Regions from separate parts of the Homo sapiens genome. Here region 1 is linked to region 2. Evidence: read pairs that join two places in POLR2A ChIA-PET (ENCODE). Cell type or tissue: IMR-90. All regions are shown on one strand. Links, peaks and the distances in the headings refer to the core of each region. The heading gives the core; the rest is flanking DNA.

The links. ChIA-PET counts read pairs that join two places held together with the same protein. Peaks named below come from ENCODE experiments on the same cell type or tissue, not always from the same donor. Only the 100,000 strongest peaks of a DNase experiment are listed, where the experiment ranks them.
Region 1: POLR2A ChIA-PET joins it to region 2 with 6 read pairs; 1 of 35 experiments calls an interaction of 5 or more read pairs at or near these places.

The regions. Positions count from the first base shown.
Region 1 is chr9:124,651,471-124,654,382 of GRCh38, forward strand. The region is part of intron 2 of NR6A1 (nuclear receptor subfamily 6 group A member 1); the gene reads right to left. Among named protein-coding and RNA genes, the nearest start is that of MIR181A2HG, 5.5 kb to the right of the region's middle. In IMR-90, for the core only: no CTCF peak of the experiment used is centred there; a DNase peak (open chromatin) is centred at 1,361.
Region 2 is chr9:124,319,208-124,322,119 of GRCh38, forward strand. NEK6 (NIMA related kinase 6) reads left to right here. Exons shown (of 10, transcript NM_014397.6): 5 at 2,252-2,362. Among named protein-coding and RNA genes, the nearest start is that of NEK6, 63 kb to the left of the region's middle. In IMR-90, for the core only: a CTCF peak has its summit at 1,298 (motif pointing left); a DNase peak (open chromatin) is centred at 1,294; H3K27ac peaks cover 551 bases.

The DNA of each region.
Region 1 (2,912 bases), core at 148-2,647, 330 kb after region 2:
ATACTTATGGAAGAGGAAATGACAATACCAACTTAATAAGAATGCTGTAAGAATTCAAAGTAACAATTTTACAAAGTACCTACCATAGGGGTTGGCCCCACAGTGGTTCCCTTCTCCCTTTCTTTTTGCCCAATCTACTTTGCCATCTTTGCCCAGATGATAAAACTGGGGACAAAAATACAAAGTAAAAATACGAAGTTCTACTATATATACGGTTTACACTAAAATAGGCCTCATTACATATCTAAAGAAATTATCCAAAATCCATGGCTTTAATTATACAATCAAAGCATTAACACCGGACTAGTCTCTTTTGCAAAGAAAATATGCATTTTCCTGGCAGCCATAGAGTAATAGTTTAAGATCTGTGCCTCCACCCCAATCCTACCCACACAATTTGATCCTCTTCCCAAGTAGACATTGGCACCTGACCATTTCTGCCTCTCCCAAGAAACAAAGAGGCCCAAAAGCTTGACAGCCAATCTAATTTAAGTCCAAAGGAGAAGAAAACGATGTCCAAGTAACGGCAGAATAAAGGAAAAAAACAAACAAATCTGAGCTAGTTAAAAAAGGAAACCAGCAGAAGACTAACCTCCTGTTTTTTATTGAAAAGCGACTGCATGAAGACTAAAAAACTAGCCCCAACCCCTAAGTCTGGATTGATTTAAAGTGGTGGAGGTAGGTATTCCAGGCAAATCCCTCAATGCACAAGAGTAAAGAAGCAGCTCTATTTCCACACTGTTGGATTTTCATGGGCTTCCTCTGATATAACCTATTATTTCCAAGGCCTAGGAATGTCCCCTCCTCAACTGTCTTATCAGCTTGGGGTTACAACCCAGCTCTAAGGAGAAGGGTATGACTTTTAAAATTAAGGTGTAATGAAGTTTCTCTCCTAATCTCATTACTACCTGGCTGTGTGACTGCTTATGAATCATTTCCTCTCTCTGAGCCTCAATATTACTTCTCTGCAAAATGAGGATAATACTGTTCCCCTGACAGCACTGTTATGAGAATTAATTCAAAAACCAATGTCAAATGTGCCTAGTACAGTGCATGGCTCATAGCAGACAACAACGGGAATTAATTTCCTTCCTTTCCCTTTGACACAGCCTTATCCTCCAAGAAGAAAAAGGGACATCATTCCTTCTTTCCATAAAATTAACTCAGTACCATGACCAGGTCAGAAATGCCAGGGCTGGAGCCAGACTCTAGATACAGCCCTTCCCATATCTGAGCATGAACTCCAAGTCACATTGCAACAGCACACTTTTGAGAGGCCACACACTCACGCAGAAGCTAGGTCTCACACCCAGCTATTACTTTAAAAAGCCAAGATTAGCTCAAGGCTAGGTGAGTAATGAGATGTAAGTGCTCTGGGAATCTGTCCATTCCCAGCATAACTAATGAGTAGCGTCAGTTGTATTCTGCCCCAGAGAGGGACCAACAACTCCAGATGGCCAACAACTCTGAAAAATGCTGAGGCAATGATCAGAGGAAGAATATTTCTGCCCCTTCCTACAGCCTCTGCTTTGGGAAATTTACATTTTGTATAATCATTATTAAAGGTTATTTGTGCTTTTTTTTCCCTTCAGTTTCATTAATAGAGAATCTATATAACATAGTACGAGCAAGAACTTTGGAATCAAGCTCTGGTTCAAGTCTCAGCTCTGCCTCTTCCTTGCTATGTGACACTGGACAAGTCATTTAACCACCAGAGCCTCAGTTTTCTCACCTTTTGTGCTTTCCAAAGTTCTGGCTGCCCCTTCAGTAAGCTGTGAAATCAACTGAGTAGCTTGCAAGTAACTTTTTTTTTTTTTTAGTAAAAAGAAGAAAGTATCAGATGACACTACATGATATTTTACTATGAAAATACTAGATGTCACTTGCCTATAAAATGGGACTATCAGGTGTATGCTGTTATTTTCTGTATTTGTCAGAGGTTTGTTTTGTTGTTGTTTTTTAAGAGACAGAGTCTCTGTCACCATCCTGGAGTATGGTGGCATCATCATAGCTCACTGCAGCCTTGAACTCCTGCACTCAAGTGACCCTCTCTCCTCACCCTCACAAGTAACTAGAACTACAGGCACATATCATCAAGCCAGGCAAATTTATTTTTTGTAGATATGGGGGTCTTACTATGTTGCTAAGGCTGGTCTCGAACTCCTGGCCTCAAGCAATCCTTCCACCATGGCGTCCCAAAGCACTGGCATTACAGGCATGAGCCAAGGCCCCTGGCCTATACTTTTCAGAGTTTTTGAGAAATTGAAAAAATAAAATAATGTAGGTCAAATGTTAGCAATTAACCCTACTAGAGTCAGAATAGCTGAATACAACCTTATTTATGAATAGTAAGAAAGTTCCTCTTCACTTATCAATTTCAGATTTCCAGAAGTATGTCTTCAAGAACATATTATTAACCAAACAGTCAGCCAACATTATGTGCCGAGGACATATGCTTCTAAATTATTGACAAAGAAAGATCAGGTCTAATTAATAACTGAATTTTATCCTAAATTAATACAGAGAATCAGGCTGCAAAACCCTACCCAGGCAACAGTGATGTATGAAAATGCTGGAAGAAGCTCTCGTTGAACAAACCCTCTCTGTTGTGGAAAGGGCAATGAAACCAATGTTAGCCCCAAAATGGTTATAAAAGAAATATGATTCTTCTAGGACACTCAAAGGTGGCCACTGACATGTGAGAACCTTGGCAAGATTCTCAGCTTGGGAGGAACCCCAGTTAAAGATAGTGTCAAGGGGGCCTCAGAGGACTAAACATAGACAAGAACTGCACACAAGGACTTCTTCGGCCTGCAGAACAAGTTACCATTCTGCTTAAAACCTTCCAATGTCCTACTATTTGGGGGGAAAAAAACAAATTTGGGAAAAAATACACTTGGAAAAAACCCAAA
Region 2 (2,912 bases), core at 308-2,807:
CTCCTGATCTCAATGATCCGCCCACCTCAGCCTCCCAAAGTGCTGGGATTACAGGCGTGAGCCACCATGTCCAGCCTCCTCTGCTCACTTTTTAATGTTTTGTTTTTTTTTATTGATTTAAGTTCCTTATAGATTCTGGACATTAGTCCTTTGTCAGATGCATAGTTTATGAATGTTTTCTCCCATTCTGTCAATTGTCTGTTTACTCTGTTGATCATTTCATTTGCCATGCAGAAGCTCTTTCATTTAATTATGTCCCACTTGTCAGTTTTTGGTTTTGTTGCAATGGTTTTTAAGGACTTGGTCTTAAATTCTTTGTCAAGGCTAACGCTGAGAAAGGTATTTCCTAGGTTTTCTTCTAGGATTTTTATAGTTTGAGGTCTTACATTTAAGTCTTCAATCAATCTTGATTTAATTTTTACACATGGTGAAAAGTAGGGGTTCCGTTTCATTCTTCTGCATATAGCTAGCCAGTTAATTGAGTAGGGAGTCCTTTCCCCATTGCTTATTTTTGTCAACTTTGTTGAAGATCAGGTGGTTGTAGGTATGCTGCTTTATTTCTGAGTTCTATATTCTGTTCCATTGGTCTATGTATCTATTTTTGTACCAGTACCATGCTGTTTTGGTTACCATAGGCTTGTAGTATAGTTTGAAGTCCAGTAACGTGATGCCTCCAGGTTTGTTCTTTTTGCTTAGGATTGCTTTGTGTGCCGCCTTCTGAAGTCTAGTCACCCTGTGTAAATTACCTACATTTGTTACTGACCAAGGTTCTTCCACAGGGGAGCCTGCTGCTAAGATGGCAACAGGGCTCCCTCCCAGCCACCCCTGGGAACCAGGATTGAATGTGCTGCACCTGCGTCCTCAGCTGTGCAGGGTGCCTGGTTCCTCGCAGTGGTGTCTGGATATTCACTGAGCCACAGCGCTGCTGGCTGAGGGGCAGGCAGGGGCCAGCACACCCACCTCAGGGCCAGACCTTGGTCCAGAGCAGGGGTTTGAGGACTTGGACAGGCAGTGGGCGCCATAGCAGACAGGGATCAGTCTCTGGGGGGACCTGGTGAGAGGATGGACGCATGGGGAGGAGCTGGGGCCAGTGGCTGAGCCTGCTCTGGCCCCCAGGGCCCACACATGGGGGGCTGGCTTGGGGAATGAATGAATGAATGAATAGGGGCTTGCATGGCTCTGTAACATCTGCCCAGGCTCCCCTCATTTTAGAATCCACGGATGGGCACAGTGCATCCTTCTCCCAACGACTTCCGGGCCTTTTGGGAAATGTGCTCACTATCGGCCTCTGGTGGTTGGCTGGTGTCTGGACTAGGCTGACCACACCCACACCAGGGCAGGATATTCGAGTCCCCTCTGCTTTCCCAGATCCTGGAGTCTCTTTGATATAAACAGTCAGCTTTGTTATGAACAGATGCCAGGGGCTCCTCTTAGCCTGGAGGGCCTGACTTCCAGCCAGGGGGGCACCGTTCTGTCCAGCTCCATGCTCCACTGCAGCAAACATGCAGGCGGTGGTGCGAAGGACAGAGGCAGCGTCTCAGCATGAGCAAATCAGCCGGGCAGCTCTCATGCCTCCAGGGATTTTTTTCAACATTTCACAAGGGCCAGGCATGGTGGCATGCAGCCGTAGTCCCAACTGCTCAGGAGGGTGAGGTGGGAGGATCGCTTGAACCTAGAAGTTCAGTTTCAATCAGGGCAACATAGTGAGATCCTATCTCTACAAAAAAATATTTTAAAAAAAATGATTTTACAAGAGATAGGTCAGGAATTGAGAAAGAGTGGGAAGGATGAAGGCAGGAGATGGTCCTTCTGAGGAGCACCTGCAGGCTGGCCGTGTCTGGGCACAGGGACAGAGAGGTGGGGCCCAATGCCGCCCTCAGGGTCGGGGTGGTGAGGAGGAGGGGGAGGGTCCTTTCCACAAGTCCATGCTGAGTCTCACATAGCTCTGTGCGGCTGCCCTGTTACACATTTCAAGAGTATTGACCCATGTCGTCTTCACAACTATGCTTCAAAACATTATGCCAGTTTTACAGATGAGGAATCTGAGACTTGGGGATGCAAAGTGGCTTTCCCAGTGTCACCCAGGCCTTCCTGACTCCCCAGCACAGGCCTTTCTTTCCCTGGGACCCACTTCTCTAGCAAATGCCAGGGCCTCAGTGACCGGGTGCCAGCAGGGTGCCGGTGGCAGGCAGGCACTGGGTCTGTCCCGTCTTCACTTGGTGCCCCCTTCCCTCTTTCCCTCCTCATGCAGCAACTGAACCACCCAAATATCATCAAGTATTTGGACTCGTTTATCGAAGACAACGAGCTGAACATTGTGCTGGAGTTGGCTGACGCAGGGGACCTCTCGCAGATGATCAAGGTGAGCGCCTGGCGGGGTGGGGGTGCTGGGGGCTGCGCAGATCTGGAGCCAAAGGTGGCAGTCTTCCTTTAGCCCAGTCCCACAATGCTCTGCCTTTAGCCAGAGGCGGCCACCCGGGGACCCTGGGCGCCCCCCTGCAGATGCCCACAGGCCTCAGCTGCAGTCTGGTGAGGGCCTCTCAGGGTCCGTCCCCAGCTGCTGTTGCTGGAGGCCTCTTTCTTTCCACTGGCCTCAGGGAAGCTCAGCTCAAAAGAGCCCATATGCAAAAGCAAGGCGAAGGTGGTGCCAAGACAGGATGGTGGCTGGGAGGGGGCCAGCCATGGGCAGAAGGAACTCCTCTGGCCACCCCCAGTGCCCCAGCCTACCACAGGCACATGAGCCACTTCTCCTGCCTCACAGAAGGAGCAGGGGCAGCACCCCGTTTGGTCAGACCCCAGCTCTTGGGAAAGCATCTTGTAGATCCACTACCTCATTTTAAAGAAGGGGAAAACTGAGCCCAGAGAGGTTAAGAGACTTGCCTGAGGATACCCAGCATTGTGGGTACAGAGCC